Regions from separate parts of the Homo sapiens genome. Here region 2 is linked to region 1. The links are chromatin contacts, found by Hi-C or POLR2A ChIA-PET in ENCODE. All regions are on one chromosome and are shown on one strand. The core of a region is the stretch at or near the end of the contact, and the rest is flanking DNA. Distances in the headings are between cores, read along the strand shown. Region 1 overlaps FAM193A (family with sequence similarity 193 member A). Region 2 overlaps RNF4 (ring finger protein 4).

What was found. Hi-C counts contacts between places; a loop is a spot of excess contacts on that map. ChIA-PET counts read pairs that join two places held with the same protein, here RNA polymerase II (POLR2A). Pooled maps may share reads with other maps.
Region 2: a pooled map shows a loop between it and region 1 (2.5-fold over the local background). The contact joins two enhancer-like sites. A Hi-C loop is called at or near these places in 1 of 168 maps with a recorded cell type or tissue (transverse colon) and 2 of 50 pooled maps. POLR2A ChIA-PET finds 5 or more read pairs at or near these places in 7 of 52 experiments (GM12878, H1, OCI-LY7 and 4 more).

What each region holds. Positions count from the first base shown.
Region 1 is chr4:2,596,616-2,601,392 of GRCh38, reverse strand. The region is part of intron 2 of FAM193A (family with sequence similarity 193 member A); the gene reads right to left. Among named protein-coding and RNA genes, the nearest start is that of FAM193A, 62 kb to the right of the region's middle. RefSeq lists enhancers at 2,786-3,738, 3,739-4,690, 4,691-4,777. Within about 2 kb of position 2,577, at least 15 of the 41 ENCODE cell types and tissues checked have a DNase peak (open chromatin) inside an H3K27ac peak, as active enhancers do.
Region 2 is chr4:2,509,406-2,514,182 of GRCh38, reverse strand. It overlaps RNF4 (ring finger protein 4), which reads right to left. Exons shown (of 8, transcript NM_002938.5): 5 at 2,218-2,227; 6 at 1,586-1,745; 7 at 1,052-1,100; 8 at 1-513. The coding sequence ends at 364. Among named protein-coding and RNA genes, the nearest start is that of FAM193A, 25 kb to the left of the region's middle. Within about 2 kb of position 2,387, at least 2 of the 41 ENCODE cell types and tissues checked have a DNase peak (open chromatin) inside an H3K27ac peak, as active enhancers do.

The sequences.
Region 1 (4,777 bases), core at 1,328-3,827:
GGTGTGGTGGTACGCGCCTACAGTCCCAGCTACTCGGGAGGCTGAGTCACCAGAATCGCTTGAACCCGGGAGGCAGAGGTTGCAGTAAGCTGAGATCGCACCACTGCACTCCAGCCTGGGCGACAGAGAGAAACTCCATCTCAGGAAAAAAAAAAAAAAAAAAAAGAAGAAGAAGAAATAAAAAGTCAAATCTACAAATCAGGTAAGAAGTGAAAAGAGACCATTACACAGAACTTTATACCAGTAACTCTGCCAATTTTTCTTGTTTTAAAAGAGACGGGGTCTCACTGTGCTGCCCAGACTGCAGTACAGTGGCACTATCATACCGCACAACAGCCCAGAACTCCTGGGCTCAAGCGACCCTCCTGCCTCAGCCTCCTGTGTAGCCGCAACTACAGGCATGTGCCACGCTGGTGGGCAACTTTGACAATTTCTAAGAATATAACTTACCAAAACTAACCTGACAAGATTTTAACCATTAAAGAAATTGAACCACAACTTTAAAATCTACCTAGAGACATACATGGCTGTGAAGGGGAGGTGAGGCCAAAGGCGGGTCATTCATGAATGGGTAGCCCCAGAGTATTTGCATTCCATGGGTCATGGGCCAAGGCAGAAGAAAACAATAATCAAAGCGACAAAGTCTTGAAGAAGATGAAAACAGATGGGCACCTGAAAGCCCAGTGGGGGTGGGCCTTGGAGAGGAAAGAGAGGAGAAAATGCCCTCAGCTATGGGGGTTTGGGGGTGATACAGGGGAGGTGTTAACTTTGATTTTCTCCCTGAAGCACGAAGGTCAATAGCTGAGCTGAGCAAGGGGTGGGTAAAGAGGGTACACGTAGTCTAAGAAGCAAGGAAAAGGAAGGGTTCCTGCCAAGGAGTTTGGGGAGGTACTTAAGCCAGAAAAACGCACTAGATGCCCATGCATGGTTTGCAGTCATGAAGTTATGAAGAGGAAGCAGTAAACTGAGGCCAGCAATTTTCTCCATGAATATTCTGCCACATGGAGGGAAGAGACAGGGCTGGACCAGCATAACCAAAAAAAGTTCAGGGCCTTTGCCTGAGAGCCACGGAAGAGCCACAGTGCCAAGTCCGGGAACTCAGGCTCCTAGGAGTGAGGTCGGGGAGACGTGATAAACCTAACAGGAATGGAATCCATGGACTGATAGGGATGGATGAGGTCAAAGAACTATGGCAGGTCAGGCGCAGTGGCTCACGCCTGTAATCCCAGCACTTTGGGAGGCCAAGGTAGGTAGATCATTTGAGGCCAGGAGTTTGAGACCAGCTTGGCCATCATCACGAAACCCTGTCTCTACTAAATACAAAGATCAGCCAGGTGTGGTGTTGCGCGCCTATAGTCCCCGGTACTCGGGAGGCTGAGGCATGAGAATCACCTGAACCCAGGAGGCAGAGGTTGCAGTGAGCCAACATCGCACCACTGCATTCCAGCCTGGTGACAGAGCGAGACTGTGTCTCTAAAAAAAAAAAAAAATTAGCCAGGTGTGATGGCGCATGCCTATAGTCCCAGCTACTCGGGAGGCTGAGGCACGATAGTCTCTTGAACCCAGGAAGTGAGGTTGTAGTGAGCTGAGATTGCACCACTGCACTCCAGCCTGGGCAACAGAGCAAGACTCTGTCTCAAAAAAAAAAAAAAACTATGGCAAGAGAAGACAAGCAAGTGAGCTACAAAGACAGACAATGATCAAGATGAAAGTTTGAAATGGAGATTTCTTAGGTTTCCAGGCACGACTATGTCTAGGACGTGATGCTAGGATGGGTCAATCTTGGAAGAAGAGGTCTCCAGAGAAATTTGCAACGTGCAACTGTCAGGCAAGATGTTAAGATAAATTCCCACCAATATTCTCCTACAACTGCTGATAACAGAATGCTTATCTAGAAGACAGCAATTCAGCCCCACTTCCCCTCTGGATGCAGAAAGCTGCAGGAGAGCCGTGCACTCTGAGCCCTGACCAGAGCCCTGACCAGAGACAGAGCAGGACAATTGATAAAATCCTATCTCTGGGCCATCAGAGAGCCGAAGTGACCAGGCTGCCGGAGGGAACTACACAACAAAGTGCAGCAGCCCCTCCAGGGAGAAGGGGACACACTTACTGTTTCACCTTTGACAGAGGAAGGAAAGTGGAAGGAGGCCATAAAAGTGGTTAGAAAAAAAAAAAACAGTTTAACTTTAAACAAATTCTGAAAGGTTGAGAGTGTCAAGTGTGGGAGTCTAACCCCTGGAAAGCCCCAAAACGAATGTTCCCACTCATTCCCAGGAGACCTGCACCCAAGTCTCCAGCTAATCCACTAGCAGAGAGGAAGGAAACATGCCTTTCTCCTTGTCCTGGAGAAAGGCGTGTGCCACACACAGGCCAGGACCAGCACAAGACACGGGGCCGGTCAGACCCCTGCAGATACAAGGCAGAGTCTGGCTGCCACCGGGCAGAGGTGGGCTCGCTGGGAAAGCTGCCCCCAAGGCCGTGAGCACAGAGCTGCCCAAGAGTCAGGCTAGAGGGGGGAACTGAGAAGATGCCACCATCGGAGACCTTGCCAAGGAGGAAGTAGAGAGAGACTCCCCTCTACAGGCCCACACGAGCACGCACAGTGCTAGAGACAGCCCAGCTGAGGCCAAATGCACTGACCTGGCCTCCCAGGTGCACAACAGGACACAGGAAACAACCTCAGCCTGATGCTCTCTGCACACTGTCTGGCATTTGACCAAACAGAACAAGAGAAACAGAAAGCAAGAACCAATAACGTTTAAGGAAGAGATGATAATACCAATTCTAACACAGTCTTCCAGAAAGGAGAAGAAACAGGAACACATTCTAACTCATTTTATGAGACCCCGAAGGCCACTGTAAGACAAGAGGCCTACAGACAGCCTTCATGAGCACAGATGCAAAAATCATTAACATAACTTTAGCAAATCAATCCAGCAACACATAAAAAGGATGTCCACAGAAGAAAAATAATGTTCATAGCAGCTTTTTTCAAAATAGCCCAAACGTGGGAACAACACAAACATCCATCAATTAATTGGTGAATGCATAAATTGGTTTATCTGTAAAATTACTCAATAAAAAAGAGAAACTACGGATGCATGCAACATTTTGGGTAACTCTCAAAAGCATTATGCAAGTTACAGAAGTATATGTGACACTCTGGAAAAAGCAAAACTGTAGGAACAAAAATCAGGTCAGGCCAGGCGCGGTGGCTCATGCCTATAATCCCAGCACTATGGAAGGCAGAGGCGGGCGGATCACGATCGAGACCATAATGGCCAACATGGTGAAACCCCATCTCTACCAAAAATACAAAAATTAGCTGGGCATGGTGGCGCGTGCCTGTAGTCCCAGCTACTGGGGAGGCTGAGGCAGAAGAATTGCTTGAACCCGGGAGGCGGAGGTTGCAGTGAGCCAAGATTGTGCCACTGCACTCCAGCCTGGGTGACAGAGCGAGACTCTGTCTCAAAAAAAAAAATTCAGGTGAGTGGTTACCAGAGGCTAGGACGGGGGAAGGGAAGTGACTACCAAGGGGAACAAGGGGATTTTATGGGGTGATGCAAATGTTCTGTAGCTTAGCTGTGGTAGTGAACATTTTTTAAGTAAAAAAAGAGTGAATCTTAATGGAAGGTAAATCATGTTATTTTTTTAAAGGCCAGCTCCAACAAAGAGGCTGACCTACAAAGCAACAGCTGGTCCGAATCCACAAACACAGGCCAACACTACACCTCTGCTGTTCCCAAGGTCACTGTTTCTGGTGAGGAGAGAATGGCTCATCTGACAAACTATCCATTACCAAGACAAGCCGGGGGCTGGGAAATGAGATCCTCCTCCAACGCAGGCAAGACGCACTGCAGGGAACCATAGGCACTTCCGCTGGCCTCTGGACCAGGGCAAACAGCAGAAGCCTGTTCCCAAGGGCAGAGGCAGGCTAAAATACAAGAGCAGGGCTGGAGTCGGAAGAAGAGCTGATAAAGTTTAATGAGAAAACAAACCAACCACCACAAAAAGCAAAGAAAATGGTATTGGTAAAAAAACAAACAAAAAAACCACACAAAGAAAACCATAAAAATAGCTGTCTTTGTAGAGTTTATATTCTAATGAAGAAGAAAGCAAACCAAATGAGTAAGTAAAATACATAGTATGTTAGAAATAAGTGCTAGGAAGAGAATTACAGCAGGAAAGCGGGACATGCGGGAGGGGCCGAGTGAGAAAGTAATTCTGACAATGAGACCCCAAGGATAGAAACTGGCCCTGGAGATGGGGCTTGCCTCCAAGGCCAGTAAAGATGGAAACCCACACCAGGCAGTGGGGATGCGCTCTTCAGATTGTCACCAGGACTCCCCCAAGGCAGTTCTGCAGGAGAAAACAGAGGAGCAGGGAATGCACACGTTTCCTGGCTGCACATAGCAAGGTATCAGAAGGAAGAGAAGAGCTCAGAAAATAATTAGCCGCTTTCAAGCAGAAATCAAAGGGCACAGAAGAGGCCTAGAATGTGGGGTCTCAAATAGTTGCAAAAGCCAACTCCTTCCAGAACCCAAACAGTACATGTGAAAGCCTGCCCGGAACAAGGGCCCACCAAAACTCCATCAGGTCAAAGATAAGAGTAAGGGTGCGGTCTTCCCAGCCAAGCCTGCTGTGGCCTCGAAGAGGCTGAAGCAGCACAAATAAGTAAAAGGGAAGGTGAGGCTTAAGAGCATCGCGTAAAGAATTACCTGCATGTCGAATTGTTGAGAACTAAACACATGAAAATTGTACTCCCTTTTCAAGAAAC
Region 2 (4,777 bases), core at 1,138-3,637, 87 kb after region 1:
CAAAAGGTGGTGTGCCCGGGAAAGCTGGGGCAAACTTTCCAAACAGGGAAAATTTCTTGGCAAATGTGCAGATTCTGCAACCAGACTGGAACCACGATTCCCAATGCGCCTGACTCCCTTTCTCCCACTCTAGAACTGGACCACCCCAGAGGAACAGAGATGGCCTGGGAGGGCCCTGGGTCCAGCGCCATAGCATCAAACTGGAGATAACAAAAGGAAGGGGTTGGAAACAAAAGAGCAGTTTACATATCAGATGTTGGTTTCGAAACAGTCTTTTTGATCTCAGGAAAATGGAGGCAGATACCACTGGAGAACCTGGCTGTCTGTCTGTCCATCCGTCTCTCCTGGGGGGCTCTGAATACTTCATATATAAATGGGGTGGTACCGTTTGTGGTTGATCTTTTTCCTACAAGTTGGGCAAGTATTAGCATTCTTCAGGGAATCACGGAGGCACTGGCTACAGAAGACATGGCCGCATTCTGTGGAAACGATGAGACGTCCATTCTGCACGATCTAGAAGGCATTAAAAAGAAGAGCCTCCGAGTTTGCCCTTGTCCCAGAGCAGCCATGGGGCCAGAGAATCCCACCCACCTATGCCTAAGATGACTAATTAAAGGAAAGCAAGGGCCAGGCTACAACAGGGAGGGGTCTGGAGAGCTAACTGTGTCTGCTGTGGTCTCTCTCAGCTGGAGAGCAGGAGGCAGGGGCCATGGCATCTCAACAGTGTGACAGCCCAAGAGGGTTATGAGGGACCCCAGTAAACACTAGCAGCTTTCAGTTAGAGCCAGGATGGGGCACAAAAAAGGAGGACGCATTTGCACCCGGAAGCTCAGGGCATACAGGAGTATAGGGGCTGAAGGTGAAAGTTGTAGGGTCCAAGGAGAAACTGGCACATTCTCCCCTCACAGGCAGATCTGCAATAAGTGACGGCCCAGGCATGACTGTGAGTAGGGGTGTCCAATCCCACCGAGGGGGAAGATCCTGTCTCATCCAATTCTTTCAGTGAAGTTTAGAAACCAGAAGCCTGGAAGATACAGCTTGGTTTACTTACCTCTGAGTATCCGTCCATGCAGATGGGACAACTGACAGTACCTGAGGGCCTAAGAGCACAGTGCTTCACGTTAGTTTCTCAGTCAACGCAAACATTTTATTATACCCTGTCACGTGAGTGGCCCCTATCCCCTACAAGAGTCCCGTCCCTGGCCTCCTGACTCTGCCTTAGCGCGGGCATCCGAGAGACTTTCAGGAAAGCCAACTGCCCCAAGGGCATGTGGGAGGGTGAACATGAGAAGGTGCACACAACCTGAGTCACCCTGCCCTCCCCCAGGCCCCTACCAGCCCCAGGATCCCTGTCTGGGGCCACTGGGACTGTCTGCACACACTGTGTCAGCGCTTGGCATCCTCTGGTTACAGTGGGAATAGCTGGACTCAGTTCTGGACCCAGTTCCAACTGTATCCAGATGCTGGGTAGAGGCTTGGGCAAGCCCTTCCAGGGCCAAGGGCTCACAGATTTGCTGAAAAGTATTCCCATGCCCTGGCCCCACATCCTAGCATGGCGGCAGCAGAGCTGGGGGCACGTTGGTACCTGAGGCCTGTAGCGCCCTCATCCCTGGCGTTTCTGGGAGTATGGGTAGTCACATATACGTCTCTGTCCCTGGACAACTCCTCATCGTCACTGCTCACCACACAGCTGTCAGCATGGTCCTGGGGCAGCCTCCTAGCATTCCTCCTTGGTCTTCTTCTTTCTAAGGTAAGAGGTCACATTTTCAGGTTGGAGGCTCTCTACTCTTACCATCCTCACCACTCCCATCCTGACGCCTCTTAAGACCCTCTTCCTTCCCTGCCTGGGACCCCCAGAGACAAACTGCTGCCATGCTCAGCTATAACCCAGAAGGTTCTGCCCAGCTCTGGAGGCCACTATCTTATCTTCCCAGGAGAAACCCCCCAACCCCTGCTGTGAGCTACCAGCCTTCTCCAAAATCTGGTAGGCCACAAGAAAGGACTATAGCTCAGTGCTCAATGATAGTGGTGAAGTTTCTTCAGCAGGCACAAGGGGGACTGGCTGTGTGGGTCTGACCACAGCATCTGCGAAGGCATCTTCCTGCTTGGAGCGCTCCAAGCCCTTGGGGATGGTCTGGCAAGACCTGCAGCACCGCGGCTCTCACCTATGCCAGTTTCCTCTCCAAACCCAGTGAAAAAGGAAACGAAACCACTCACCGTCAACAATCTTGTAAACAGAAGGAGAAAAACAAAAGAGAAAGAAGCAATCAGTTTGATATAAGTGATAAACGAAGCCATTTCTTTTTTCTGACGTGTGACACCCTCTGTGGAACCCTCTGGTGAGCAGCAGAGGCCCCACCCTCCTCCCACCCACAGAGGATCTGTGCACCTCTCCCAGTCAGTCAAGCCCACTTCCCAAGTCACTCCACCTCCCAGCTGATGTGCTGTGTCTCTCCCTGCTGGGTGTTTAGTGGAGTCTCCTGGAGCGTGAACACAGCCACAGCCACACCATGTGCTGACTGCAAGACCTGGGGACCTTCCTTACTATCTGGGGGCTGCCACAGCCACACCATGTGCTGACTGCAAGACCTGGGGACCTTCCTTACTATCTGGGGGCTGCCACAGCCACACCATGTGCTGACTGCAAGACCTGGGGACCTTCCTTACTATCTGGGGGCTGCCACAGCCACACCATGTGCTGACTGCAAGACCTGGGGACCTTCCTTACTATCTGGGGGCTGCCACAGCCACACCATGTGCTGACTGCAAGACCTGGGGACCTTCCTTACTATCTGGGGGCTGCCACAGCCACACCATGTGCTGACTGCAAGACCTGGGGACCTTCCTTACTATCTGGGGGCTGCCACAGCCACACCATGTGCTGACTGCAAGACCTGGGGACCTTCCTTACTATCTGGGGGCTGCCACAGCCACACCATGTGCTGACTGCAAGACCTGGGGACCTTACTTACTATCTGGGGGCTGCAGCTTTCTCTTCTGAAGCAGAGTCACCAGAGCCCACATCTGACTGTGCTGTTGTGAGGGTTACGTGAGGCAGTGAACATTTAGACAGCACTAGGGGCATGATGCTCTCTCAAGCTGACGCGACCAATGTAGGCCACTGCCAAGGTGGAGCCTTCATGTGGAGGAGGATTTGCATTGCTCAGTAGGTTGTTACAAGTAACTAACAGAGAAAAGCAGGCTATGCATGACCAATGCGTGTGACACACACCAAGGATTGAACACAATCCAATTCTCTGTCCTGGGGGCCTAAGAACCTGACAAGCCTCTCACCTGCCAGCTCAGAACTTACATCTAGACAATTTCTGCTCCAACAGTTTCAAACGTGGTTCCTCCCACCTTCTGGCCAAGTGCTCTTACCCATCTAGGGGGGCCAGTGGAACGCCCTTTCCCTCTTGCTGAGCACGTAGGAGGGGCTGTTTCAGGAAAGTTCTCACCACCAAAGCCCTACTGCTCACCTCACCCTGCCTGTCCCCTGGGCAGGACATCCTGCCCTACAGTGACAAGAAGCTCTAATCCTCTACTCTGACTCCCGTGCAGCCAGGATCCTAGACGTGAACCGAGTTCCCTCAAACAGACACACTCATGCTACTGGCAGGGCAGGGGATGGAGGCCGATTTGAGCTGCTGAGGGTGTTGGCACTGGCAGGCACAGCTGCATCCTGAAGAAACACTTCTGGCAGAGGCTGCTATGTCTTGAGCCCAGGCCTCTCCTCCCTAGAAAGGGTCTGCAGTACTGTCTACACGAACCCAAAGATATGAGTGCAGGGGGTGGATGCCGCCTCCAGACCTTCTTCATGGAGCAGACACAGCAGCTCCCTAGGTGGGTCAATGCTTCGAGGTCAAGAGTTATTCCTGGAGACCCAGCCCAGACACTGCTGATTTAGGCTTCTCCTTCCATGTTAAAATCCACTAAGCTTAGGAATAATTAGAGTGGATTTTGTTTCCCAAATGGCATCCTGACATACACAAACGGCCATGCAGGAAGAATGCAGGACTGAGTATAAAGGTCTTTGATTTGAGGATGAGAATATAATCCACATACGTGGAGCCACTGAAACGTGCTCCCCTTTCCTCTTAGAGGAGACTGCAGACGGTGAAAAGGGAAATCTGGGGACAATCAGTCAACCTCACCATCAGGACCAAACTTACCAGGGCCGGCACAATGTACTGTCCGCATGAAATCTAGAAAAGGAGGCTCTGGTAACAGTGCTGGCCCTTGGGGAAAGCCTTGGGTTTAGCTGGGAGCAAAAGCAAATTCTTCTGTGGCTAGAAATGACCCCAGCTTTCTACAGCTCCAACATGCCCCCACCCTCTGCCAAGATGACCCACTAATTAGGTGTGGACACCTGGAAAGGGTATGACACTCCCAGTGCCCCAGCCATGACAGTGCGCGTACTGAGTCTTTATGGTCTCTTGTGAGTCATACCCAGCTTGCCTGTGGATGGTACCAAACTGAGGCCTGTCCTGAGCACTGAGCCCAGGGGCTGCTGGCAAGCAGCAGGTGATACACACACAACTACTGGGGTGCATAAGAACAGGGTCGCCAGAGTGTTTCCTCACTGGTAACAATTCTGACTGTCCCCGCTTTTAATGAGAGAAAAACAGCTTCCAGATGAGTCTTCAGTATAAGAACAACACCACAGGCTGGGCGCGGTGGCTCACACCTGGAATCTCAGCACTTTGGGAGGCCGAGATGGGCGGATCACTCGAGGTCAGGAGTTCGAGACCAGCCTGACCAACATGGTGAAACCCTG